Regions from separate parts of the Mus musculus genome. Here regions 2, 3, 4, 5, 6 and 7 are each linked to region 1. A link is a loop called in an ENCODE intact Hi-C map of the cell type or tissue named here. Cell type or tissue: left cerebral cortex. All regions are shown on one strand. Region 1 has its middle 130 kb from the start of 3110015C05Rik. Region 2 has its middle 3.2 kb from the start of 3110015C05Rik. Region 3 has its middle 68 kb from the start of 4930526H09Rik. Region 4 has its middle 2.2 kb from the start of Plk2. Region 5 has its middle 2.6 kb from the start of Gm33045. Region 6 has its middle 52 kb from the start of 3110015C05Rik. Region 7 has its middle 86 kb from the start of 4930526H09Rik.

Region 1 (4,000 bases):
CACTGGCATAGCCTCACAAGGGACAGCTATCTCAGGGTCCTGTCAGCAAAATCTTTCTGGCATATGCAATAGTGTCTGGGTTTGGTGGTTGTATAGGGGATGGATCCCCAGGTAAGGCAGTCTCTGGATGGTCGTTCCTTCCTTCTCAGCTCCAAACTTTGTCTCTGAAACATTTCTTATAGGAAGTGAATCTGAACAATACCATTAGATAAACGCAGTGTCTACCTACCACCTTATGCAGTAGGTTAAGCCAATGAAAACTATGGTTGGTAAACTGACCCAATAGATAGGCTGGAGAGATGGCTCAGTGGTTAAGAACACTGACTGCTCTTCCAGAGGCCGTAAGTTCAGTTCTCAGCAACAACAAGGTGCCTCACAACCATCTGTAATGGGGTCCATTGCCCTTTACTGATCTGTCTGGAGACAGTTAAAGTGTACGCAGATTAATTTAAATAAATAAATAAATAAATAAATCTTTAAAAAAAAGAATGACCAAAGGGAGAGTTAATATAATTGGGTAGGTCATATTTACACCTAGAAATGGCAGTGGAAACTTCAAAAACAGTACACCTAGCATATTTGATGTTTATGTTTATTTTTCATACACATAAGAATCCCAAAAGAACTGATCTATGTCTAGCGTGCCCCTCAATGAAAGCTCTTTCTAGTTTTCTACTCTTCTTTGGGCATAACCCTCACATAATTACGTTGTCAAGATAAATGATGAGGCTCCAGCCATCCTGTCCACTTCTCAAACAAAAGAAAGAAGGGCAGTGTTAGCAATTTCCCTTTGAACCTCAGTGGTTAAGATTCTGTTATAGAGACTGCCATATCCAGGGATCCACCCCATAATCAGCATCCAAACGCTGACACCATTGCATACACTAGCAAGATTTTATCGAAAGGACCCAGATGTAGCTGTCTCTTGTGAGACTATGCCGGGGCCTAGCAAACACAGAAGTGGATGCTCACAGTCAGCTAATGGATGGATCACAGGGCTCCCAATGGAGGAGCTAGAGAAAGAACCCAAGGAGCTAAAGGGATCTGCAACCCTATAGGTGGAACAACATTATGAACTAACCAGTACCCCGGAGCTCTTGACTCTAGCTGCATATATATCAAAAGATGGCCTAGTCGGCCATCACTGGAAAGAGAGGCCCATTGGACACGCAAAATTTATATGCCCCAGTACAGGGGAACGCCAGGGCCAAAAAGGGGGAGTGGGTGGGTAGGGAAGTGGGGGTGGGTGGGTATGGGGGACTTTTGGTATAGCATTGGAAATGTAAATGAGCTAAATACCTAATAAAAAATTAAAAAAAAAAGATTCTGTTATATGACTATACCCTCCTGCCCAAAATGGAAACTTAAGTTAAAAAACAAAAAAAACAAAAAACAAAAAACAAAAAAACAACTATCTAGCTTAGTGTGGTGGAAGGTGAAAAGTTCAGTAAGAAATGAAGAAAAAATTCCTCCACACAGATTAAGGTTTCTCATCATAGCCTAACCATGTAGCTTCTGACCTGCATCAAATGCTTTGAAGGAGTTGAAGCCGAAGTGAAAATTATCACTCTTGCCTAGTAAGCTGGTTTTCTAAGAGCTCTTAAAAAACCTCCTGCAGAGGAAATACAGGCAGGACGTGTTACTCTGTTAGTTAGTGCAATGCCAAACCTTGTGCAAATGTGGTCAGGGGCAACTGGGAACACATTCACACATTCACACATGAGAGTGCATGACTCACGCTAAGAGAGGCTTGATGGAGCTGCTTTGTGTGCCTGCTCCATCACTCCCTCTCTCCCCGCTCTCTCCCCACCCCTTTCTCTCTCCCTTCTCTTGACAAAATTTATCAAGCTCACCTGAGTTTGTTCTAGAGTCTCCAAGAGGGATGGGATTCCAACACCACCTAAAATGGCTCTTTCGAGAAGATCCCAACTCCCTCATGTTGGCACATAGTTCATTTTAAAACTATCTTCATTAATTTTTACTTTCTAGAAGGTAAATTTAAAATACAAAACAGGGAAAGTCATTTCTATACAAATTTTATAACTTTTTATAAAGTATTTTAGGCATATACATGTGATTTTTTATAAACATTAGTCAAAAACATCAAGCTAAGACATAAGTGTGTCTTAAAAGCTTGAAAGTCTGAGCGCTCAGAGGGGTCTTGCCAAGAACATGTTTTGCAGGGTGGTATTCCTCCCGGGACACTTGCAGCGCACAATATCCAGATTAAGAGCCTGGGGAAGACAGGCATCTACAGTTACAGGCTCCACACATAGCTCAGACTGATCAGGGCACCATTTGCACTATGGTCTATGTAAATTGCACGCCTAGGGCACACCTCCATAGACCACCCATGCAGTTCCCATGGCAACAGGGACAGATGGACAAGGATGCCCTTCTAAAAGTATCACATGGCAACTACTAAAAACAATTTAACATTTTATTCTCATAAATGTTTTCCAATTTTAAAAATTCCACATATGAACAGAGTTGTCTCGCTTCTTAACAGCAGAGGAGAATTTTTTACAGCTTTATAAAAGTATACTGATCTTTCTAAATTGGGGCATTTATATCACCCCTTCCAAGGCTCATGGAACATCATGGAATAAGGGTTGGGAAATATGTACAAACCAAGATGAGGGAGAGATGCAAAATGGTATCACCGGGATATGGCATGGCTGTTGTACCCATGAATATACTCCAGCTACGGTTATCTGCACAAGACCAGCACAAAACTGGGTCCCTGGACCCATGGATTGGGGAGGCGTCCACAGGGGACTATTGGCAATTAAGGATAGTTAACAGAAGAGATATCATTTTTGTCAGTGGTGTACTCACAGATAAATTGACCTTGCTAACCTGATAACATAATACCACCAACTCTTGTGCAGGAAACCCTTCTCAGCGGGCCACACAGGTCAGGAAAATAGACGAGGACCTGTTGAGAAGAGATCCTGTAGGAGATGGCGGGGGATGCGGGAGAAGGAGGGTAAAATCACTGGAGTTCATTATAGACATGCATAAAACTGTCAAACAAACATTCCGTTTTTAACTTGAGTGATTTCTGGATTGTTACATACTTCCTTAGAGGCAGAAAAAATAAGTGTCCCAGCATGTACTATGACAGTACCCAGACAGGCCCATGTCTCCCTTGAAGTCATAGACGTTTCATTCCAAATTTATTTTTACATATGTCAATTCTTATATCTTCTTTCTGTTATTCACATAGCACAGAAGCCTAGGGGACAATGAATTATTATTAGTTTGCTTAATTACAAGGTTAAAAGTAGAAGCTATTTTCAGCTCCCCTCATAGGTAAAACTTACCTATCCCTTCATATAATTTTTTTTTAAATCTTATTCAAGTGAAATTTTTATTGAAGGCTTGGAGTCCAGAGATACATTTCTAATTGTAATGTGTTTTAATCCCTAGGGTCTCCTATTAAAATGACAGGCTTTGACCTTGAATGCCTTTTGCTTTAGGATTCAATACTGCCCTGAACAAAACCCCACTCATACATTCTGAAAGGAATCATTTGTTCCAATCCCTATGGCACAGTAAAGAACAATGCCAGACAATGTGGCTTGCCCACATGATGAGGCTGCCCCTAAAATAGGAATCCCAGAATATCTGCTCATGAGACTGGCAGCTGGAAGCATCTCGGGCGCCTGGAGCTGTTAGAAATTCAGAAAAAAAAAATCTTTGCTTGCCTCTCCTCCCTAATTCTAAAAGTCTCAACAGCTACTTTGAGAGGTCATACTACTAGCTCAAGTATAACTCGTATACTGACAAGCTCGTGTAACTGTCTTTACTATCATTACATGCCAACGGTATAATTTTCAGAAGAAAGTTTAGGGGTTTGTGCTGCTCTCTCTGTCTCCTAGGCAATGCTGGTTCAAACCCCAACCTCTGATACATAGGCTTCTAATAGCATGTAGAAAAGAGTGACTTGGAAAATCACTTGAACATCTAGGATCTACAAGGAGATCACCACTTGCCA
Region 2 (4,000 bases), 140 kb after region 1:
AGTTGCTATGTAGCCAAGAGTGACCTGGAACTCCTCATCCTCCTGCCTCTACCTCCCAGGTACTGATATTGCAGGTGTACACTACCAAGCTAGCCTTAAATCTTTTGTTCTTTAGACAGGGTTCCTGAGTCTATGCCTGGATTCCACGTTCTCACTACTGTTACCTACTTCCAAGACCCCTGTGCAAGCTCCTCCTATTGCTTCTGACTTCTATATGGAAGAGTGCACCAGGACAGTCTCCTATCTGTCTATCTATCTATCTATCTATCTATCTATCTATCTATCTATCTATCTATCTATCTACATTATCTGGTTCATCCCCTCAGAAGTCACGGCTTTATGAGACATTTATACATTAGGTCCCAAGACATGTGACTCCAGTTCACCATCCCCTCTAAGTTCCTGGTTTGGACATCTAATTGTCTTCTCAACATCAGCTCTTGGAATCCAGTAGGCATTTCAAACTTGGCACATCTGAAAGATCATTCCCAACAGACCAAATCACTTTTCATATCATTATTTCATATCATTATTACCTGGAAAGCCCTGAAAGTCATTTAACACCTTTCTCCCCTCTCCCTCCCCCTCCCCTTCCTCCTCTTCCACATCCTCATCCTTCTCCATCTCCTCTTTTTCCTCTTCTTCCTCTAACCTATACTCATCCATCCACTGCATACGTCTAACTTCTTCTGAGCACACTTCAAGTTTGCGCCTGCCTTGTTCTTCCTCTAACCTATACTCATCCATCCACTGCATATGTCTAACTTCCTCTGAGCACACTTCAAGTTTGCGCCTGCCTCGGGGCTTTCTACTGTCTCTTTCTGCTCCTGGAACATGACTCCCTGAGATGCTCATAGAACCATCCCTCCAGATAACATGGGTCTTTTTACATGGAACCCCTTCAGAGAAGATGTCTGTAAGAACTATCCAATTCCACTCTCTAGTCTCCAAGATCAACATAACTGCAGACCTCTCTGCTCCTGTCTGGCAGGGTATCATTTTAATTGTTTTTGTTATTTGTCTGTGTATATTTATCCATAAGTGGGTTTGTTTGTCTGCTGACATGTGCGATTTGGGGCCTCATCCTCTATGTGTGACCTTCAGGGGTTCTTGTCCCTTGTTTGCCAGTGTGTTCCGGCATTTACAAAAGAGCCTGTGCATAGCAGGCACTTGGAACTGTGTGACCTGCACAGCTAAATCCTCTGTGATGCCTGAATGTTCTTCCTCTAACTCTGCATTTATCTTTGGTATCTGCCTATGAGCTTCTGTAAAGTTCACAGGATATATAGTTTTTATACCAACTACCACTTCGTTGTTAGTTAATTACTATTTTGCTACCATTTACCATAACCCTTTAATTCTCCCAAACACAGTCTATCCACTCAGACTGGAAAGAGTCACGGCACTATGCTCCACCTACCAATGCCGTCTGATTCAGCCTTAAGGAGAACGCTTTTCTCATCTCTGTCTCCTCCCAGTCCCTGCCCAGCCCAGCCCAGGACACATCTCAATACAGGACAGCAGCACAGCATCCCATCATGTGTTGTGGATCGGTTTGTATCTAGCGCTGTGTCAGTGACATGGTCATCCACGGGGAAACAAGCAAGACAACTCTCCTAGTGGAGTGGAAGGCTCCAACACTGTCACAGTGTGGACAGGACTGTGTGTCTGCATGCTGCTAGGGCCAGGATATAGAAAGAGAATTAAAGCCAGATTGGCTATGTCTAGAAATAGCCAGTGAACCATGCTCACAGACCTTTACTTGAAACAAATCAAAATTAGAAACTTAAAGATCATGCCAGGCTATTCTTAAACTACATAAAACTTTGGAAGTTTTGGAAATGATTTTTTAAAAATGCTTACAAGTCTTTCCTCCTAAAAATCCATTAAACAATGGAAAGAACAGTGTTAACTCACGGAGGCGGAGGTCCCACCAGTAGACGGCATTCACAAATGATTGACAGCAACAGTACTTCCCTGCGATTTACAGAAGCTGAATTTACATAATTGCATAAAGTGACTCAGAACTGACCTCACTTCTGAAAACAGGCAACAGATGGCATCAGGATGCTCTGCTGCAGGGAGAAGGATAATGAGAGTCACTTGCCACCGACCGGCCCGCAGAGCCATCAGACCTGTTTGTGGGCTCCCTAAACTCTGTGCTCACTCATTAGCTGCTACATCTGCTCCTTTTGAAAGATGTGACCAGGACTGCATGAAGGCTCCTAAAGGTGTCCTGCGATGGTTTCATTTACCTAGACTTGGCCAAGGAGGAAAAGGAAAGAGTCTCTCTAATCTCTGAACCTTCTGTGTTCCTTACATCCTGTTTCCACTATTATCTGCTCTGTCAATGTGCGGTTGTCCTCTGATAGCCAAGTTCGGTACGATACAGAGGTACCTCTAATTGACCTGGAATCCAGTTGGAGCAGTCCAACTCTCAGCTAGTTTGCCATGGATGAATGTTGAATGCAAAAAATCTTTTAATTTATGTGCTATTGGGATAAGAACATGCATTGCTGGAGGAAGGCCATAGTCCAATGAAAATAGAAAAGTTCTTACATCAAATAGACAATGAGCATTAAAATAATGAAGAAAACCATTATCTAAATAAATATATCTTTCTCCTAAAGTAATCATTGTCCAAGCCAACACAAATGGATAATTTTCTTTTCTGAGATCTACTACATTCCCCTTAAGAAAAATCATAAAATTGAAATTTGATCTTTCCATAGCAAACAGATGAAAACTGATGGGCATTGTTTGGTTCCCAGGCAACTCTTCCCATGTACATACTGTGTGCCAAGCATTTACCCTGAGCTCTGAAACCACATAGCCTGACTTTCCTTCAAAACGAAAAGGACATACTGCACCTCTGTTTCTATTGCAACACACTGCACACAAAGCAACATTCCTATCCCTTGACTCATAACAGGACACACACATCACTTGTCAATGCAGTTACTTTCGCTGACCACACCCACACACGCCCCACTGTCTCAAGTCCATGCATATGACTACAGAGGTCTGCAGCCCACATCTGCTGTCTACCCTGCTCCTGACAGCACCGCAGCTGTCTCTGTCCTGCCCCCCCAAAGACAAGTTCCAACAAAGGGCAGACTAGAGTTCCTCCAAATTACCTTGAAGGCGTTTGTAGGGATGCTTGTCTGGAATCTGCTGGCCCCTTCCTGCTGCACCCCATTCACCTTCAGAAGCCGTGCAAGTCCATACCTGCTAACACTCCCCTCGTTTGCATGCCTGCTTCTCTACAAAGTCTGTATTCTTTGCCTACATTTTACCTAACGAAAATGGTAGAGACTTAAGGAGACTGGAGGGTAGAGAAGGACGGTGGAAAGATAAACAGAATCTACTTCAGGTTGCATCTGTAGAAAAATATCGTGACTCAACTATTTTGCTAGTTTCATACAATTCAATCTAAAAATAGAGAGTGGCTTGATTTTTTTCCCCTGAAGTCAAGTAAGGAAACTACAGGTGGTGGCACATGACTATAACTCCAGCACTCGGGGAGGATGAAGAGTTTGAAGCCTTCCTGCACCACCCTGAAAGACCCTGTCTCAGAGAGGAAGTAAAGCAAAAGGCAGGCACTTGAGACTCAGTGGTGGTGGCTTGCTTGGTGTCACTGTTTGGGTGTAAAATGTCCCCTATAGACTCTTATGTTTGAGCATTTGGTCCCCAACCAATATCACCCTTTGGGGATGTAATGGAACCTTTGAGAGATGATGGAACACTGCAGGATGAAGTAAGTCATTGGGAACTGGCTTTGAGGTTCTACATCCTGGCCTCACCTACTCTTGTTCTCTCCTTCACCACCATGCTGAATTCTAAACTTCTGAAAATATAGGCCAAAATAAACCCTTTCTCTCTAAAGCTGTTTTGGCCAGGGTATTTTATCACATTAACAGAGAAAATGCTAATACATCTAGAATGTTCAAGGCCCTAGGTTAGATCCCCAGCACAGAGAGAGGGGCCAGGGAAGGAAAGA
Region 3 (4,000 bases), 120 kb before region 1:
ACACATCAGAAAGATGTTGTCTTTGACAGTTCCTTCCTTGCTCTCTCCACTTAATCATCTTCAATGCTGCATCTTTCTAGGGTGTGCAGATGGCTACCAACTCCAGTCCCCCAAACCTGCCTCACAGTTATGTCTGACTTAGTGGGCCCTTATCTATATCCAGGTTGGAATGAAACTTTGATTTCCCAGGGCACAAGACAAAGTATGTCAATAATGAGGAGAGCAGCTGGACCTAAGACTCAATATTTGAAGGACTATGGGAAAGATTTGAAAACCAGAGTCTGTCTAGAATTGGAAATTTTCTACTTTTCTAAAAACCCACTCAAATGACTGTTGGGGGAAGCCCGGATGATTTCTCAGCAAGTTGGTTTCTGCTTCTAACGTCATGTTCAAGTTCTCGTCTGATTATGACTTACTAGAAGGTGACTTTAAAATGGCATATGGGTTAAATTGTACTTCTCTACTCATGGTGAAAGGATGGAAAGGAAAGAATGCAAAACTGTACAACCCACGTACCACATGGGTGTGGTTATTTAATCTATAATTTTTTCTCTTTATCCACTTTCTACTGCACACTCATGCTCAATCCAGCAAGTTTAGGCTTCTCAGTCAGGTGCCAGCTTCCAGGAATATGTGAGCAGCTCCAGCAGAAATTCAGAAACAAAGCTGGGGATGAGTACAGTTGCACAGGCCTATAGCCTATCACACAGGAGTTAGAGGCTGGAAGATCAAGAATTCAAGGCCATCTCCAGCTACATAGTAGATGCAAGGCCAGCCTGAGCTCAAAAAGATCAAGAGTTCAAGGTCACCTTCGGCTACATAGAGCTGTGAGCTCTATGAAATCTTGTCTCAAAAAAGAAATACTTAGAAAAAAAGGTGGCTTGAGGGTTAGCCAGAGAATTCACCAGTCTCCATTAGCAGTTAGCACTGGACTCCACTGTCAGGGTTAATGACAGTTTTCAGTGTCTCATCATTGAAGTCCAGGAAAGGGAACTGTGGAAACCACGAGGGTTTTCTTCGCTAGCGTTTCAAAGTGTCCTTCATTCTTAGAAATCAGGAGTTTCCTATCTGGCCTCAAGAACGGAACAATCTTTCTAGTTTGGCCTTTGGGAACTATTACCAAAAATCAGTTAGAAAAATTTCCCTTTCAATTGGCCAGTGATCTAGAGTGTTAGTGGTCCCTGTAACAGTAGGAGATAGATGTGTGTCACAGATGGTTGCCCAGCTGTAGGGCTGTGGAGGAGCAGTGAAGAGGGAATTAAAGGTTTTCTCCTCAGTTATGACAGCTGGTCCTACCTTGTTCCAATACTGGGCAGCTGATGTATATTATAGCAAGAACTAATTAGAAAGTCCTCTTCAACCTTCTCTACCCATTGGCCATGGTGAAGCTGTTAATGACAGATCTGCAGAAAGGCTTCCTATTAGACACTTATCCATGGCATTTTTTGGAGTTTTGTTTTTCACCTTTTTCTAGTTCTGCTCCTGGATGAATGGTTTGTGTGGTGTTATTGGGTGTATTCAAAATTCAGCTTGTCTCACTAATTACATTGAGGTTGTACAGACCATTGTCCAATTTACCACTGTTCCCTAAAACCTCTTCCTTCTCAGCCAGCAGACACATAATAACGATTAAAAGCAGAGGGAAAGGGAGCCTGCAGCTAGAAAATGTAGCAGGCTACAAAATGTGGAGCAGAAAAGAAGCACTTAAATGTTCTTGATGCAATTGTCTGGATAGATATAAAAAGCAATATTTAATATTTATCTAACTTCTCCTGCAGGCAAAGCTGACAAAATCAGTCTTCTAAGACAATATTGTGTGGGAAACTAATTCAGGAGGAAGCTGTAGTCTAGTTTACAGAGGCAGTCTTGGTTTTATGTATCAAATAATAAGGACTTGGAGGGGGGGAGGTCCAACAACAGTACAGAATTGTAGGGAACTATAGACCAGAGGAGAGGAGAGAAGAGAAGGGAGGGGAGAAGAGAGGGAGGGGAGGGTTGGGGAGGGGAGGGAGGGAAAAGGGGGAGAGGAAAGAGAGAGGCATCAGATAGCTCAGTGATGTCTAGAGAGATGCAGCTGTTCAGTTGGGAAAGGTAGATGTACAGACCCAGTGTGCAGTGCCCATTTGGATGTTTTACTAAAGTAGCAGGATGAGTTGGCTCATTTTAGAGTCTCCAAGGCAGAGCACAGGCACTCAAATTCAAATTATGGTGAGCCCTATAAACAGAGACCACAACTGTTCCCCAGAAAAAAAAAAAGGCAAAGAACATTTTCAGTGCCCAGATGATCTTGTGAGTAGTATCCAATCATCTTTAAATGGCAAGGCTGATTCTGTAGTCCTGTTGACAGCTGTCTGTAGTTTAGAATGGGGTGGCTTTGCCTGACTCGTGGGGCTCAAGCACCAAGTCTTTCTTGACTCAACATCATGTGTTAGGAGTGGGAAGAGTATGCGCATGAGAAATGCTCTTCCTAGATCCTCTCCAGCCATTCCCACAGACACATGAGTCAGGACGTTGACCATGAGTCAGGACGTTGACTTCGAGACAGCTCTTCATTGGACTGCTGTTCACCCCTACAGAAATTCTAGGGTCCTATTTAAGTGCTAGATACCATCTGCAAACTTTATCATCCTGTTGAATTCTTATGCTGACCTGTATGCAAAAGGCAATGCTTTTCATGGTGATGGTGAGCAGAGGCTATGTGAGCACAGTGAAGCCAGATGAACACTGGAAAGTTGTGAGTGCAACTTCAAGGCCAGTATCCTATGTCCATAACTATTCTCTATACTAAAAAGCTGCCAGGATCTATTTCAAAAAACAACTGTTCTGGTTATATAAATGGCTTGTCACACAGCCCAAATGACTTTTACACATGACTCGAGTTCTCATGAGATCATGGGCACTGCAAAAACAGGGGAGATGTGCTATTGTGATGACTGGCCCAGCAGACACATGTCCTTCTTGCCAATTCTTCCTCAAATATGATGAAAGTGAAATGGGAAATGGTGATTTAGAAACTACTTGGGTTGGAAGTGTGGCAAACAAGCCTCAAAAAAATCTTATCAGTGTGAACACAATACTAAGTCTCCACCAATGTTATTAGTTACCAGACAACGGACACCAGGGATAGCAAGTTTGGGCGCCATCTTGAAGTTGGTATAAGTAGTGTGTGACTGCAGGCTACACAATACATGGGGTTTAGTACACATCTCTTCCTCTCATTGAGTATAACGGTACACAGACAACATTGGAGTTAAGCCTGTAAGAAAAATGGAAGTCAACAACATATAATAAAAAAATAATAATCATCATGAAATAACAAATACTTTCACAAAGCTAGAGAGTAAGAGATGGTTTTGTAAGACAAAAATATAGTCAGTTCTCCTAAAAGAGCATTATTCTGGATGGCAAAAGGTGTGCATCTAATAAGAATGCTTGTACTCACTCTGGTCGAATCAGTTCCAACCAACTATGGACAATAACAATAACCATAGATAGTAGATATAAAGAGTAATGACCATAAAATAACTAACAAGAGAAAACCTTGACAAGTCTTTCTGAGTAAGAAAAGCTGTTTGCAAGATGAAAAGACAATAAATTCTACTGGGAACAAGTTATTCTCCACACTGAGAACTCATCTAGTAAAAATATCTAGCCTTCATTCTGGTAGAGGGCTGATTTACTCATATCATAAAATTCAGTTGGGAGCTTATTTTAGCCAGGGCTCTCAACAACAACAGAACCAATAGGATATACATAGCTATCCAGAAGGAGACTTAGTCTGAGCTTCTGGCTCAACTGAGAAACCCCATAACCTCTTATATTTAGGCTGGGGGCTTTGAAAGCCAGTACTTCAGCCAAAACCAAAGGACTGAGCCGGAGTAATCGATAACACAAGTTCAAGGCCATGCTCAACAACCTAATAGCTGGGCCAGGTGTGTTACTGTATAAGCTTATGTCTGTCAGAATACACACATCTGATGGCAGAAGTAAACTGATGTCT
Region 4 (4,000 bases), 700 kb before region 1:
TTTTCATAGAGTTGTTCTTAACATTATTTTCTTGTACTACAATGCTCTGGAATATTCAGGTCTTGCTTTCATAGCTGCACTCTGATGGTGTCATACCTGGCTGTTTTGATTTTTTTTTCTTACACCAGGTGTTTAAGCATTTGGGTTTGGGATAAATATTCTATGTACTCATGTCTGAGTTTGTCTTTGTTGTGTGGGTGCTTTGTGTCTTGGTTTCTGTTCTCTCTTTGGTCTTCTAGACTTTGTGGCCTGGATTTTTGGCAGCCTTCTTGACCTCTGATCCTTTATAGAGTTTCCGACCAGGCTGGGGTCCTGACTTCTAGAAACTTGCTTGACCTTTGGTACAGTAAGGGTTCTCTGTTCTTCTGATATAATCTGCACCTGCAGATTATATATGCAGATTATATAATCAATGTTCCTCATCTGATTGGTTATTCTCTCTCAGTACTTCACTGAGCCTCATTATCATACCTCATTTGCATGTCTCTCATCTGATTGGTTATTCTCTCTCAGTACCTTCTGGTTTGCCAGAATTGGGGGCAGGAGCCTGGCCATGGGGCAAGCCATGAGGTGGGATCTTGGGAACTGGATTTAGGAAATGGAACACTGTGGCTGACATTCACCCCTTCTTGACTGGTGTGGTCTACACCTGAGCTGCTGAATCTGAAAGTTCTTAACTCAGCCCTAGTTGGCAATCTTCTGATATAGTGCCCTCTTCATGCTATTTAAGTCTTCCTCTCCCTTGCGCTCAAAAAACTACTGGCCACAGCTTCCATTAATACAGTTTTGGTTTTTTTGTCTTTACTACATTTGTAGATTTTTTTAAAAAATGTATAAATGTGTTTCCTCTACATGTACAGCTGTGTGCCAGAAGAGGGCACCACATCCCATTATAGATGGTTGTAAACCACCATATGATTGCTGGGGATTGAACTCAAGACCTCTGGAAGAACAGTCAATGCTCTGAACTGCTGAGCCATCCCTCCAATCCCATTTGTATATTTAAAAAATCAAATCAAAACAAAACCAAAAAACATGGTTTGTACTCAACAGATTGCCAACTGCCGTTTTCAATGTCCTCTCCCAGACCACCAAACCAGCACTTGGAAGTCACTAGCATTTGTCCTAAACCTAAAGACGTCCCTGTGAACCTTGATTTTTCCTCTGAGTCCATTTCTCCTTCAGAATTCCAGGAGCGACATGTAGGATGGACTTAGGGAGAAAACCTGAAGGCAGCAGCATCTTTCTCATTACCTAGCAGATCTTCTGAGCTACTAAACATTACTCATCTCTAGATGAGACCTACCATTCTTTTCATTTTTCTGTCCCTTTGGTAAATTTGCCTAATTATCTTAGCAGCTCATTGTAAGGCCCAACAGCTGCAAAAGAAAGGTTATTCTTTCTTCCTTCTTGCTTAAAAGTTTATTTTGCTATTTTCGATCTCTTGGAAGATGATAGAAGTTAGCTTCTCATCAAAAGCCCCATTGGGATTCGGGCACTAAAGTCTCCATCCAGAGCGTAGATCTACAGAGAACTACTTTGAGATTTCTTACCATTGCAAAGTAGCTTTGTTGTTATGTGGACTGCAGTTTTGATTCTGTCCACGTGATGGCACTACCATAAAGAAAACCATTCTTTCCCAGTTGGCCGGGACTCAGCAATGGTATTTTATTAAATGCCTGTATCTTTTTGGTAGAACTGAATTTCACACGGGATGTTCAACAGTCTAGAAAATACAATCGTATCCCCAGAAAAATATGTAATGGTGTACGATATGAAATTGAAATTAAAAAAAAAATCTCTTAACTGTTCTTTCAGTCTTTTAACTGTAACATACACAATTAATTAGAGCAGAACTCTCTCTGGGAAAGTAAGGTGGTGTTCTCCAACCAGCTGGTCCGTCCAATGGCCTCACACTGGTCAGGGAGCAAAGGTCATGGCCAAGTTTATGAATAAAGCAGGGTGTGTGTGTGTGTGTGTGTGTGTGTGTGTGTGTGTAATTCTGCTTCTCCACATCCAGCCCCGCCTCCCTCTTATTCAAACCTGGGATACTCTTGGGTTAAAGTCTCCTGTCCTTTGTGAACAACATGCCCGGGCTTGCATTGAGATAAAGCAGGGAAAGGGAGAGTGTCTTGCTGTCTACCCTGCAGTGCTAAGGAAGCACCTTTGCCCAGTGTTGGAAGTAGCTGAGCTGAATGTCTTCTTAACTACTAAGACTGGACTTACCTATGCTTGATAGTGGCCTGGAGGAAAAACCATTTGCCCTTATTAATTTGGAATTCTGCATGTCACTCTTTCCCTGTTGGCAAGGACTGAGCACTGATATTTTATTAAAGGCCTGTATAATCTTTGGAACACAGAACTCCAATGTGAAGTGACCGCTTACGTACTGTGTTAACCGAGACAATAGGACGGGCATGGAGTTCGCAAAACTTCGTGGTTCTATGAAAAATGTATTGATAATAGCTATTTAAATCGTCTAGGACCCCGTTTCTTCACCTGTAAGATGGGAAAGATGTAGACTAGGCTATGTCCCTTCAAAACAGGTCCACAGGTAGCTAGACTATGTCACCCTCAATGTAACCGCTGAGTCGGGATAAGTTTGAATTGAATTAAAAGATAGGTAGACACAGAAAGCCTGAAAGTGGCACACCACTTTTTTGTAAGGAAAAAGAAAAAAAATCACATTTATTAAAAGAAGTCTCAAGTTCTAAGTCTCCAGAACCAGACAAAAAGAACGATTCTAAGTAACAAACTTATCAGTGAAAAACATAAACTCTTCCCTATTTACTCCCTTGTTCCCGACTGCCTTTTGTTTCCTGTCTTTTCCCACACTCTTGTTTTGGCTTCTGATAGCATTCAAACCTCAATTCTAAGCCACTTTGGAGGGTACTCTTTTTGTTGTGAATGGAGAAACTTGTGGTTCTGCAGTTTATCTGCCCAGCCCGAGGAACCACAGTGATAATTTGAAAGGGTAGAAGGAAAATGATTTTCCCTCCCCTAATATGGCAGACTTTTTCATTCAGGATTGTATTAAGATGATATAGACAGGGCCGGGCAGTAGTGGCGCACACCTTTAGTCCCAGCACTTGGGAGGCAGAGGCAGGCGGATTTCTGAGTTCAAGGCCAACCTGGTCTACAGAGTGAATTCCAGGACAGCCAGGGCTACACAGAGAAAAGAGAAACCCTGCCCCCCCCCCCAAAAAAAATGTATACAGCATTTCAAAATAGCTACCAGCGGTTAATACGGAACCATACGCGCTGGAACAAGGAAGAAGGAAAGTCTCTGAGATGGTACAACTGAACAGTAAAATCTGTAAAAACTGAACAGCCGCCTTTATTCTCCACTATACCCCACTGTGGGACCTTAGATTGACTCTGTGTACCAGGGCGGTGACATTGCTTAGTGACATTAGATCCACGCAATCTGAATCACCTAGTTGGAACAAAAAGTTATAGATGACTTCAATTGTAGAATTATAATTGGCAACAGAACACTTTTAGCGTTACTGTGGAAGCCAGCCCATATTGTTGCTAAGGAACCTCGGCCCACTTAGACCGTTAATCGTTTTTCTGAAAAAATCCACAGGATGGCGATCTTGCTTAGACTTGTTGCGTACCAAACCTTCTCCAGTCGTCAAGCCCTCGCTCCACTCCAAGGTTAAGAGCCTGGCCTCTGACAGGGGTCACTTATCAGGCGATGGGAAGAGGCTGCAGGGAGCTCAGATACTCCCACGCCACAGCAGGTCACCCGGATCTGCGACCCGGATTGTGCCTGGTTCCCTAGCTGCTCTGGCTCTGCCTGGTGCCCGGTTCCGCAAGGCCGGCCACTGAGCCTCCCGCCTGCGGTGGCGGCGGAGGTCCCCAAGCGCTCCGGGTCTCCGGGTGCCACCCCGCGGGGCTCGCTGGATGACAGGGTGTGGGGCTGCACACAGTCAGGAGGGCGGTGCCAACCCTGCGGCTCCCCCGGGCTGCTACCCCGCATCCCCGCTCCTCCAGG
Region 5 (4,000 bases), 470 kb before region 1:
AAAATGCTCTATAGCCTGGCCCACAGCCCTCTCTTAGAGAGGAATTTTTCTTAACTAAGGTTCCCTCCTCTCAAACGACTGTGTTTTCTGTCAAGTTGACATACCTCTAGCCAGCACACTGATGATGCCAACCTTGGGTAGGTGGCCCTGAGTTGTACGAGAAAGCAAGCTGAACAGGTCATGAGAAGAAAGCCACCCACAAAGCAGCATTCCTCTATGACCTTGGCTTCAGTCCCTGCCTCCAGGTTCCAGCTATGAGTTTCTGATAAGACTTCCTTTGATGACTGTTATATGAAAGTATAGGAGAAATAAACCCTCCCACCCCCAAGTTGTTTTGATCATGGTGGTTTTATCACAGCACTAGGAACCCTAATGAAAACATCATATAATGTGAGAGAATAGGAAGAATGTATGGGGAACTAGTGACTTAAATAGGGATGAAAATGGGGGTAAGGGGTTGAGGTACAGGGAGTGGGGTTCCCTGAAGAGAGATGCTTTATGAGACTCACTAATTTGTCAGTTAATTCAGAAACATGACGCTGAACATGGGTGAATGATAGTGCTCCCAGAAACCACGGGCTATTACATGGAAATCTTAATACCAGGCAGATGTTATTCCTTATAAGTACACATCGGAGGTTCGAGGAGCTGTTTTCTTAGTTGTATCTGACACTTGCTCCAGAGGAGGGAGTAGGCTTGGTATATAAATATGGTCAAACCCATGGCCAGGGGAAGACCTTTTGATGCTATTATTCTAACTTCCTATGCTGTCCAACAGCTGTCTGTATGTTTGTGTCTGTATCTGCAAATTGATGCTGAGCCCAACCTGGATCAGAGAACTTCTTCTTGCAGAAAGTAGTGCATTGCTGATCTAAGTGCTGAGAAGGTGACCGTGAGTTTTCAGCTATAGATGGCACACCTACATCAACCCTCTCTCTGCAAGGGTTATGGAACAATAGCAAAGAAGGAATAGCAAGCATGTTGGGTGGGAAGTAATACTATAAAGTGCTCTCCTGTGGATATTACATTGCTCTTGACCATATGGACTCATGGCAGCTAGTGTTAGTCTCATAAGACCAGCCCAAGAGCAAGCTATTTAAAAATTCTGCCATGGAAAATGTGGGATTTTTGAATCCCTCCCCCTACCAAGGAGCTGCTGGCCGTGGGTGACTGCTGGAAGAAGGGGCATTCCATTTTCCTTAGGAGTGTGCCCACTGACAGTGTCCCCATGCCCTAGTAGATGACCCCATACACAGCACATGACACTAACTGGATTCCATAGGTTCAAAAGTAAGTTAGTCAAAAATTACAAGAGGGAGGCATGTAGTTTGGAAAGAAATCTGAAGTGGTGTCTGGGGTTGGGGAATTGGAAGAGATATAAGGGGTAGATATGATCAAGATACATTTTATACAACAATGGCATTAACAATTAATAAAGAAAAATAAGTTTTACGGGTGGTGGTGGAGGAAAGCAGGTGCTCTAAGGAATCAGGTACTGGAGATGAGCATTTTCACATTTCAGGAATCAGCTGATAAACCAGAGCTAGCTTCTGGCTCAGAGGGTGACAAACTGCATTAAAATAACCAAAGGAAGTGATGTTTCAGGACACACACACACACACACAGTGAAGGCAATAGAAAATATGAAAATGTGGTCCCCCGGTTGAGCACCACACAGAATCTCACAGTAAGTGGGATATTGATGCTAATTTTGTATCAGAAGATAAAGGAAATCTTTGTGGCTATTGCATCTCCCAAGGCTGGAGTTACACTTTACTGAGACGATGCTACTGGCCTTTTTTCTCAGAAGATGGGTCTATGGTAAGTGAGGTTATTGTGGGAAATCCAGGGGCATGACCTGCAATGACCCACTCCCACACAGACACTGCCAGTGAGACGTAGATACAGAAGCTGCATCCTCAGAGATGCTAGAATCTGTGATCTGTGAGTCCATGGTATTTCTATCCTCTCTGAGTTCTACTAGGTAGAAATGACTGGGAAATTCCACTCACTTTGAAAAGACTGGAGTCATTTTCTTGTTTTGGAAACAGAATTTTGCCATTATAATAAAGAATCCACTTACAATTACAAACAGTAACTGGTGAAAATTATCATAGTCAATATCATTGGAGTTAGAAGCTCATATGGGGTACTCACCGTAAGGTCATGAAGATGCTAGCTAGTCTTTGTAAATGAGTTTTACCTTTCATATTTGCTTGATTTTGAGGAATTGGCACCATCATCCTATTCTTTAATTAGACAAGATGAATCTCAGCCTCCCCAAGTACATTTGCTTTTCTTATATGCTCTTAAGTACCAAGTGAAGACACTGACTAGTTTATAGTGCTCCTAAGTACCAAGTGGAGACACTACCTAGTTCAGCTCACCCCCACTACCCTCACTGTGTACAGCAAAGACAGCCCAAAACAACAGCTAGAAAGCTCTGAATTAATTCCACACCACAACTTATCTCTTTTGTGTTTTTGTATTTACCAAATACCATTCTCAAAAAAATAATCGAACTCACTGAAAATCCTGTTTGCTGTTGTCGAGGCTGAAAATTGGTGACAGCAACTTCAGATACAATTGGGCAGGTTCCTACAAAATGGACTGTACCCATGCCAGAGATGCAGTTGTACATTTTTGTATTTATCCAAATGATTTTAAAATGGGTAGCCACCAAAAGCCTTCCCATGGGTGCTTGTAACAGTTTTAGTCATAGTTAACAATATATGGACACAATTAGAATATCCTGCAATCGGTGAATAGATAAATGTATATTAACCTAACAGTAGAGCATTGCTCATAACAAAGGGTAATTCTACCACAGCATGGATGATATTGCAAAGCAAAAGATGTCAGCCTACAAAGGCTGCACACCATGATTCTAGGTTCCAGGATTACAGAAAAACACAGTATAGAGATACCAAGACCGCACTGTATGAATTCCTCTTTGCCCTTATAATCAATATCAGACAAGGAGCAACTTAGAGAGCAAAGCTACATTTGGTTTCCAGGAAGAGAGTGCACTGTATTCATGGAAGCTTGGGGCGGAAGCATCCCCTGGGTGTGCCAGCAGGAATGTGAGGCTGCTTGCTCACATCTAAGAAGACAGAAAGGAACTCTGCACTAGCTGACTTTCTCCTTTCCCCTCTCTGTGCAGTCCCGAACCACAGCCTGTGGAATGGGTCCACCCACGTTTAGTGTGGATCCTATCCCCAAAGCTAATCCTCTCTGGAAACGCCCTTGGAGACACACCCAAAGACATTCCCGAGTCACACCCTAAATATTACTTAATCCAAACAAGTTGACCTTGAAGATTAACCATAGCACAGAAGTTAGAGGTGCACACTAGCAGGTGGAGTACTGGGGAGTCGGTGCCATGAAAGGTATTCTGTATGTTATCACAACAGTGTGCTCATGACGACGTATGTGAACAAAATCCTGTGGAACGAACCCCAATGGAAATGTCTTACTTACGCTAGTAATAACTGGTAGCAATGTTAATTTATTACTTAGAGCAAATGCTTCTCACTGATGCAAGATCATCGCAATAAAAGAAACCGTGTGAAGCAAAAGCTTTCAAATGTTTGTTTTTAAAAACAAGCATCTTCATACCTCAAGCCTTCTTTGTCAGAATGCATTGTGGGTGCCAGAGACACCTGATTATGTCATTGTCCCGGAGGCTTTAGCACATAATTTAGCATGGCCATCATCAGGCTAAGCAAGAGCCTGAGAGTGCTCACGTTGTCCAGCACACTGAACTGGAACGGGTATGAGATGCTGGGTCTCTGAGAAAAGAAGAGTGTGGCGTTGAGGGTGTGAATTTAACTCTTCACTTGTGCTGCTTTGGAAGGAAGGGGTTAAGGGTTTGCCTGGCTGTGGGAAGTTCCAAGAAGAAGGACAGCAGTGGGGGAGAGTCACAGAAGCAGAAGCAGAAGCAGATAAGATTTCTTAAGAGGTGACATTTCCTCCTCGGGAGCATCCTGGACTTTGCAGT
Region 6 (4,000 bases), 82 kb after region 1:
TCCCCCTCCCCCTCCCCCTCCCCCTCCCCCCCCTCCCCCCCCCCAAGCTAAAGTTGTAACTGGAATGACCAGATGTTTTCAGACATCGCGGCATTGTTGTATTTGGTCCCCACAGTGATAAATGTAACTCATTCAAGATGGCAGAGAATCCAACCAAGTGAGCTACTTCTACAACTCACTTCTATCACTGAAAAGTGCTGAGGTCTTGCTTTCTGATTAAAAAAAAATGTCTTGAGTTCATCACAAAGCTCTAAAATGCGTTTTAAAACGTTTCCTCTGGACAACCATCTCACTTCACTAAGATGAAACAGCAGAACTTTATTCGTGCCTTCAGCTTATAGCGCAGCTTCAGAAACCCTCAATTGCTCAAAGTTCTCAGCTTTACAAAATTGACAGAACTTAGGACACTTTACATTGCCTCTTGTAACTCTTGTGGCCTTCATTGCTAATATTTGTTGATGAACCATACAGTGAATTCTAACGACTTATGGTACCAAACATTGGAATACAGATCACCATCCCAGGATACCTGGCGCACCCCACTTGTGTGAATACCACAAACCTTTCCTGGGAGATCCTATGCTCTTCAGAAATTAACCAAGTGTGTCAAATATATCACATCCAGTAGTTCTTGTTTCAAAGTTACTCATCTTTCATCTTTAAAGATGCCATCATTAATATACCTCAAGTAAACCAATAACTGTGGACAGTGTACCATGTCTGTTCAGTCATCAAGCTGGATACTAAATACTGTTGGTGAAACAGATTTCATTTCCAGGGTTATCTGATCAAGAGAATCAGCAGACACATCATCTCTTCATCTCTTCTCCTGAAGACAGTGTCATTAGATAGGAAAATTGCACTCAAGTGGGTAACAAATTTGCCTCCAATCATGCCTTGAGTTATGTCTTTGGACACTGGCAACAGTATGTCCTCAGCAAAGGTGATAGGTTTCATGGCTCCAGCAATCCTGCGTGCCACCACACAAGGCTTCAAAGTCTGCTGTGTTCTGTTTGTGGTACCTGCCACCAGCATCAAGTCTGGCTTTCTTGAATCTATCAGCTTTGCTTCTGAAATAGTGCGATTTCCTTGTCAGCAAAGCTCAGGTGCTGGCTATCAAAATGGCTTAGTTTGTTCAGCTTTGTAGAATTGACTGATAGGACTTTAAAACCAAACAACACATTCCAGGTTCTTAATTCCCACTATAATTATTGAGGTAAAACCATACTATAAAATCCTCACTATATTTCCTTTTTAACATTCTTCTCTACACAATCCATTGTCATGGAGTGGTTTCCTAATGAAAATAATATGTAACAATAGCTTTAGTAGTACAAAAGATGATTCGTGGCATTGTTCAGTCAATACAGTTATTTAATGACTCTAATAACTGTCATTCGGTGTTGGTTTTTATGTTTGTTTGTTTGTTTACATACCTGTTACACTCCCAAGGGAGTAGCATTCACATCATCCACGACTCAACATATAAAGATATATCAGCATCCAGATTAGGTTCCCATGGATTTTTTTACAATAGTTGACAATTGTACAGTGAATGATTTTATATCGCCTAGTAACTGAATGAAGTATCATTTGACCTCAAATGCTACTGTCTGTAACACATTGCTAGTGGCTGCTCTCTACACTGTGTGACTGGCCCGCATAAGTACATTGTACTGCTAACCCTGTCACATACACCTGTATTTATTTGGGGTATATGCGATGGGTTGATGTGATGATGTCCCCAGGCTGGGTATGAGGGTGTATGTGCATGTGGGTGGATCCAGCTGGACACGGAGAGAGGAGCCAAGTCTCAGTTCCTAAGACTGTTGGAAATATGTTTTTAAATTGTCTTAGGTGACCACTGTGAAAGAGTTGGTCAACCTCAGGGGGTTGAGAGCCTCTGATGTGTTGGGCACTTAAAATTTCCTTGAACTATTCACACAAATATGTAATGTGGAGAAGCCTTCTTTATCATGAGGACACAATCTTTCACTATATGAACTTACCACAGTTGTCTTAAATAATCCTCTGTTGGCCAGCAGTAAGCTCTCTGTTGTTCCACCATTACAAACAACATTATATTAAACAAATCTGTGACTGTGTCCCAGTACCCCTCTGAGAGTATGCCACAGTGGGGGTACTCAGGACACTTGACTGGTCAGAGGAAACTACATATATGCTATTGTAACAGACACTACAAATTTCATTTTCTTAAAAGTCATCAGTATTCCTTCCCGAGTAGGAGGGTACGTATCTTTTTTCAAACCTCTGGCCAAGTCATACAGAAATAATGAACACTAACAAACTGTGTTGCTCACATGATAGACAAAAGAATAGTGCTGAGGGCCTTAACTCAGCGATCTGCAATTCCTAGCAAGAGCAGGCATTTATCAACTGACTATGTGGCATTTGTGTTTCTGTCCTCTGGCTTGCTCCTAACACTTCCATGCTTTTACATAGAATGTATAGTTCTCATTGGCATGCCAATATTCTATATGTCTTAGAGCTTAAGCCTCCAGCTATCTAGCAAATTGCACATGTATGCCTTCTCTTGATCCTAGTCGTGACATTTATAGTGAGTTCCTTTATGGATTAAAAAAATAAATAAATGTTATGTGGTAAAGTATATGTATGATTTCAATCCCCTAAGAATTCCAACAGTTGGAAATTGGAAGAAAACAACCCCCTCTCCTTGGCCCAGCATCTGGGACTTCTCTTTGTCCATCTCTTACTTGCTGGGTTGAATATCTGATAGTTTCATTTCATCTGGAAATGGTTTGACTTTGGAAATGTTTCTTGAATTATTTTAAAACTCCACTCAGCCTATTCTCCCAGTTCCCACTTTCTGGTCTGTCCCGCGGACTTGTTGGCCCTGTAAACTGACTCTCTTCTAATCTACCTTTTATTCCTCTTGATAAATGATTACTGAGAAACTATCAGTCTTGCCTTTCAATACTTCTACTACTTTAGAATTCTGATTTTTATTTAACTTTTTGGATGGAGGTTTTGCTTGCTTGCTTTAAGCAGAGTGTCACCGTATAGTCCAGGATGACCTGGAAATCTCCTTATAGCCTGGCTCAGCACAAATTCATGATCTTCCTGTCCAGGTTTACATACCAGGCTAAGTCTGAAATTTGTTTTCCTACTTTTAATTTTAGATTATCATCTCTCTTTTAAATGCTTTACTTTAGCTTTTGGGTGTTATTACATAAATGGAATGCCTTCTCTTCAGAGGATATTAATGAAAGTAACTAGATTTTTTTAAAGTTTTCAACTTTTTTATACTTTCTGTTTTCTAGTTTTTAATATTTTCTTCAAGTTACTTGTTTCTCCTTTTTTTCCGTATACTGTAGTTTTCATATCAGGGGCTTTCTTAAATATCTAGGGATTCTCAACATTCACTCCCTTTAAAGGGGAGGACTTGCAAATCTGTGTAGGTGTTTTGCGCATGCAAAAATATTAACATCTTAGCAAATTCTTTCAGCATTTGCCTTTGTCTCTCGTGTTGAAATTATTTGGAATCACGTTTTAGAGCTATCATGATACACTAACTTTGCTTACAGACTGACAGTAAGGATGTCTCCCCGTATCACTCTCTCTTCCTACCTTGCAACAAATATCTGAGTATTTCCTGTGCTTGCAGCATTGTTAGAGGAGCCTGTCCTTATGCAGCTTGCAGAATCATGGTGGAAGCAGGCTGATCATGGATCTAAACAACAGCCAGGGGGGTTATGTTCTCTATAAAATAAACCAACGTAAGGAGCAAGAAAGGAGAAGAGCGATACTTTAAATAATATGGCTGAAGAAGAGCTTTTTATAGAATTACATCTGCGCAAAGACCTACATTGTGTAACGAGGCAAGCTGTGCACGCTAAGTTGTCAGCTGTGAGCACCACTCTTCCTCAAGCCTTCCCTCACTCTGCTGTGCCACTGAGCCAGGAAGTCCACGTGTCTGGGCTTCTTTCTGCTCCTATGACAACACTAAGAAGAGGTCAAG
Region 7 (4,000 bases), 110 kb before region 1:
TAAGTCTCTCTATTGAATGTGGTCTTTAGAATGTGAAGGAAGTATCAGCTGGAAGTGAAAGAGCTCACTTTGTCAGCCCTGTTCTGATACCCCAGTGGATTCAATGTTCTCACATTTAATGAAAAATTTCTGACACAGGCTGAAGGCCCTTAAGGATATGAAGTTGTCCTAGAACAAATGCTCCTTCCTCTAAGAAGCAGGTTATTTCCTATGATCCACCATGTTTCTAACAGTTTTCAGAAATACCATAACCACTCTTATGCAGTATTTTAGGGACATATGTTTTTATTTCCCTTGAGAATATATAGAAGAATTTAGGTTTTACTTTCATTTCAAGTCCTTGAAATTATTTACATGTTGAAAGACTATTGCTATATACTATGTTAAGACCAGATAGTAGAATACTCACAAGATGGCTGAGTGGATAAAGGTCCTTGCTGCAAAGCCTGATGACCTATGTTAAATTCCCAGGCCTATTTGGTGAAAGAAGACCAACTTCCAAAATTGGCCTTTGGCCTTGACATGTGTGCAATTGTATGAGATAAATAAATGTAATTTTTTTAAAAAAGAAGAAGAACAGACTGTAATTGGCAGAGGGTGGAGCTGGGAGATCAGTTTATTAAGGCAAGAAAGGCAAGAGTGAGTACAGTGGAAATCTGCGGTGCAACTGAGGAGAGGTGATAAAATTCTGCAATTGTACTAAAGAGAAAGCTCACTACTCTTCTAGATTTGATGTGAGGTGTGAGAGTATTTGATGTCGAGCATAAGAGAAAGTGAAGAGCCACTGAATATTTCAAGACTTTAGTCCCGGTGAACTAAAATGTAGCGGTGCCATTATGAAGAAAACACTGGGGTAGGTGCCCGGGTAAGGAGGAATGCCAGGAAGTGAAACAGGTGGTATAGGATATCCAAGAAGAGACTGGTGATGCATAGTCTCTGGGGTTTGAAGAGAGCTGTGAGCTGAAAAAAGTGTTTGTAAGTCTGTATATAAATTTGTTAAGATGATGTATCAAGCCAGAATCAACTCAGATTCTTTGAAACTGAGGTCATAACCTCATCTTTAGCTTTTCAGCTTTTCATAGGCCCTGCTGATTTATTAGTTGGGATTACATTCCCTGGCTGTTATAGAGAAATCCACTTGGAGTACTGGCCTCTCTGTTCAGAGACACACACACAACGTTGTGGAAAGCAAAAAGCTCCCATCTTGCCCAACAGAGAAGATATTTTATTCTATCTACAAGTTTATTTTCTCCAGTGACAATCTTGTTCAGCAGTGAATATGACTATTCATCATATGCCCTCTGTAGGCCTTCATGGCTCAGACTCAGTGTTCTTGTGGGATAAGATCTTTCTTCTAAACAATCCTACTTTTCTATTGCTACTTAGACAAAGTGGCATGAACCTACAACAGCAAAATTTACCTTACAGCTCTGGGCATGAGGGCCACTGAGTCAACCTCGAGGAGCTTAGCTACACGTCAACAGAATTATACTGCCTTCTTGATGATCCAAAGGAGACTTGCTTCCCTCCCATCTTCCTATTTCTAGACACCAGCTGCATTCCTTGGCTCTTGGCCCCAGCTCTATCTCTACAAGGCAAGGCAATCCTCTCTATGAAATGCACCCTTGCAGGACCCACCTGTATAACTCCGGCTAACTTCACCATTGAGGAATCAACTGCTTGATAACTTTTATCTCATCAAAAACTTCATCTTTTGTCATAGAGCCTAACATGGTCAGTGGCTCCAGGGACTTGGATATAGAAACTGGGGCAAGGGCATTATTACGACTACTAGTGTTTATCATCGATGGCTCTTAGCATAAAGCCTCCAAGGTAGCAATAGCCAATTGATGGAAACTAATTAACAAATGTATCTTTCAATGCCTCCTTCAGGATGTTTTCCTCTGTCTGCCTGCCTAACTCACTTTTGAAGAGTTTAAAATTAGCATCTCTCTGAGGACTGGAAGGAAGGAAAACCTGAAAGCAGAACAATATTCATTTCCAGGTCTGAATATTATCATCTATATCTCAAGATGTAGAGGAGTCTCCTCTTAAGCTGCATTCTAGGATATGAGAAATATCACACATAAAGGTGTGGAGCTCGTTAGGAGGGAAGGATACTTTTGGTCTGACTGGACTTTTGCTACTGAGTTCTACTTACTAGTGTTGAAATTTCCTCCACCTCTAACATGACTGTCCTCTGAGAGGCTTCACACAAAAGCTGACTCAGATACAGACACTCACAGCCAAACAGTGGGTGGAGTTGGGGGACTCTCAAGGAAGAACACAGGGAAAGATTGTGGGCCCCAAAGGGAATAGGAACTCCACAGGAAGACAAACAGAGTCAACTACCCTGGACCCTTGGGCTTCTCAGAGACTGAGCTACCAACCAAAGAACATATACAGACTGGACCTAGGTCTCCTCACATATATGTAGCAGATATGCAGCTTGGTCTTCATGTGGGTCAGGAACAACTTGAGCAGGGTAAAAAGCTGTTCCCTGTCAATGGGATATGTTCTTCTAGCTGGGCTGCCTGGTCTGCCTCAGTGGAAGAGGATGCACCTAGCCCAGAAAACACTTGATGTAGCAGGGTAGCTGGATACCCAGAGGAGCCCTAACCACTCAGATAAGAAGGGAGGAGGACGAATTATGGGAGAAGGTGCCAGGAGGGGGTGTAGTAAGCAGGATATAAAGTGAATAGATGATGGCGATGAAGATGATAGATAGATAGATAGATAGATAGATAGATAGATAGATAGATAGATAAGAAGGAAGAAAGAAAGAGAGAGGGGAGAGAGGGAATGAGGGAGGGAGGGAGGGAGGGAGGGAGGGAGGGAGGGAGGGAGGGAGGGAGGGAGGAAGGTCCTCCACCTTAATCCAGAGAACCAAAATGGAAGTTAAACCTTCTGACCAATGTTAACCAATGTTAAAATAAGTTTTAAGTGCATTGTCAAGAACCTGTGTAAGATTCAAAGTCAGACCATCATAACATGGGAAGCAAACAGCAAAGTTCTTTGACCACTCTCCTGCTATTGCCCGTCACCTTGTCCCTGATACACTTTATTTTATACTAGTGATTCTATGCCTTTTCTGCTACTTCATGAGCTTCATACAAGCAGTGCTCATTTGTCTTCTAACTCGTCATTGTAACTCAGTCCTTGGCACACATTAAGTGGCATATGACTGTCCAACTATTATTCATGTTCATACTGAGGGAGAGTCAGCGTTCATGTGAACTGCATGAATGCACACATTCACGTTAGATTTGGGGGATGCATACTTCTATGAGGTTCCTGGGTGGTAGCCTTTGAATATGATCCTTTGACTCATGTACAGACTTCTAGATTATCTCAGACACACAATTGTTTTTCAGCTAACTGAAACAAACTGTAGCTTCCCACACAATGAAATAAGAACTCTGCACATCACCGCTGTGCTCTGAAAACTGTCACTGTGGTGCTGACAAAGCTGAGGCAGATGGAAAATTTCCCTTTAGTGTATCTTCACCAAAAAGCAAAAGGTTGATGTTATATGAGAACATAGTGTAGGCATGATTCACAACTTGTATTCATTTAATGTTGACGTCAGGTTTTTTTTTCTTAAATTCTAACTCCTTTGCATTTGTGAATAATTGGGTGCAATTATTGTGTGACTCATCCTAAAATCAACTCCAAACACTTTATGCTTTCAAAGCTATCCTAGCTGTTCGTCATGAGCTGATTTTTTTCACAGTATTGTTGAGTAATTCCTAATTTTTCATAAATAGGTTGCTGAGAGACCTACTTATTAAATTTTGCTCCAATCAGGGGACAAGAGCTTTGATTCTAGAACATGAAAAAATGGGAACACAAGTTAACAAGTAAGTTACATGGAAACACTGGTAAGAACAGCCTTGGTACTGTTCTGGTGCCCACAGGAATGTCCCTTCTAAATTTTAGCCCATGGGTCACGTGACCCCAGAGTATGAATCCAGAGCATGCTGCCTTTCTGGAGCATGGC

The links. A loop is a pair of places that touch in the nucleus more often than their neighbours do. Peaks named below come from ENCODE experiments on the same cell type or tissue, not always from the same donor. Only the 100,000 strongest peaks of a DNase experiment are listed, where the experiment ranks them.
Region 2: a loop joins it to region 1, with 6 times the contacts of the local background. A loop is called at or near these places in 3 of 42 quality-filtered maps.
Region 3: it touches region 1 in a loop (2.7-fold over the local background); 2 of 42 quality-filtered maps call a loop at or near these places.
Region 4: a loop joins it to region 1, with 4 times the contacts of the local background. A loop is called at or near these places in 4 of 42 quality-filtered maps.
Region 5: a loop joins it to region 1, with 5 times the contacts of the local background. A loop is called at or near these places in 2 of 42 quality-filtered maps.
Region 6: a loop joins it to region 1, with 4 times the contacts of the local background. A loop is called at or near these places in 2 of 42 quality-filtered maps.
Region 7: it touches region 1 in a loop (2.9-fold over the local background); 3 of 42 quality-filtered maps call a loop at or near these places.

What each region holds. Positions count from the first base shown.
Region 1 is chr13:111,093,924-111,097,923 of GRCm38, forward strand. No RefSeq gene overlaps it. Among named protein-coding and RNA genes, the nearest start is that of 3110015C05Rik, 130 kb to the right of the region's middle. In left cerebral cortex, no CTCF peak of the experiment used is centred here; DNase peaks (open chromatin) are centred at 1,722, 2,359, 2,973 and 3,626; H3K27ac peaks cover 2,172 bases.
Region 2 is chr13:111,230,584-111,234,583 of GRCm38, forward strand. No RefSeq gene overlaps it. Among named protein-coding and RNA genes, the nearest start is that of 3110015C05Rik, 3.2 kb to the left of the region's middle. In left cerebral cortex, no CTCF peak of the experiment used is centred here; DNase peaks (open chromatin) are centred at 1,631 and 2,033; H3K27ac peaks cover 1,106 bases.
Region 3 is chr13:110,969,841-110,973,840 of GRCm38, forward strand. No RefSeq gene overlaps it. Among named protein-coding and RNA genes, the nearest start is that of 4930526H09Rik, 68 kb to the left of the region's middle. In left cerebral cortex, no CTCF peak of the experiment used is centred here; DNase peaks (open chromatin) are centred at 2,284 and 2,801.
Region 4 is chr13:110,390,799-110,394,798 of GRCm38, forward strand. No RefSeq gene overlaps it. Among named protein-coding and RNA genes, the nearest start is that of Plk2, 2.2 kb to the right of the region's middle. In left cerebral cortex, CTCF peaks have their summits at 876 (motif pointing right), 1,600 (motif pointing right) and 3,584; DNase peaks (open chromatin) are centred at 1,605 and 3,602; H3K4me3 peaks cover 734 bases; H3K27ac peaks cover 432 bases.
Region 5 is chr13:110,622,646-110,626,645 of GRCm38, forward strand. No RefSeq gene overlaps it. Among named protein-coding and RNA genes, the nearest start is that of Gm33045, 2.6 kb to the right of the region's middle. In left cerebral cortex, no CTCF peak of the experiment used is centred here; DNase peaks (open chromatin) are centred at 1,782 and 3,170; H3K27ac peaks cover 2,116 bases.
Region 6 is chr13:111,175,483-111,179,482 of GRCm38, forward strand. It overlaps the pseudogene Gm18315. Among named protein-coding and RNA genes, the nearest start is that of 3110015C05Rik, 52 kb to the right of the region's middle. In left cerebral cortex, no CTCF peak of the experiment used is centred here; DNase peaks (open chromatin) are centred at 1,809 and 3,892; H3K27ac peaks cover 1,031 bases.
Region 7 is chr13:110,987,384-110,991,383 of GRCm38, forward strand. No RefSeq gene overlaps it. Among named protein-coding and RNA genes, the nearest start is that of 4930526H09Rik, 86 kb to the left of the region's middle. In left cerebral cortex, no CTCF peak of the experiment used is centred here; DNase peaks (open chromatin) are centred at 856, 1,559, 2,249 and 3,503; H3K27ac peaks cover 1,555 bases.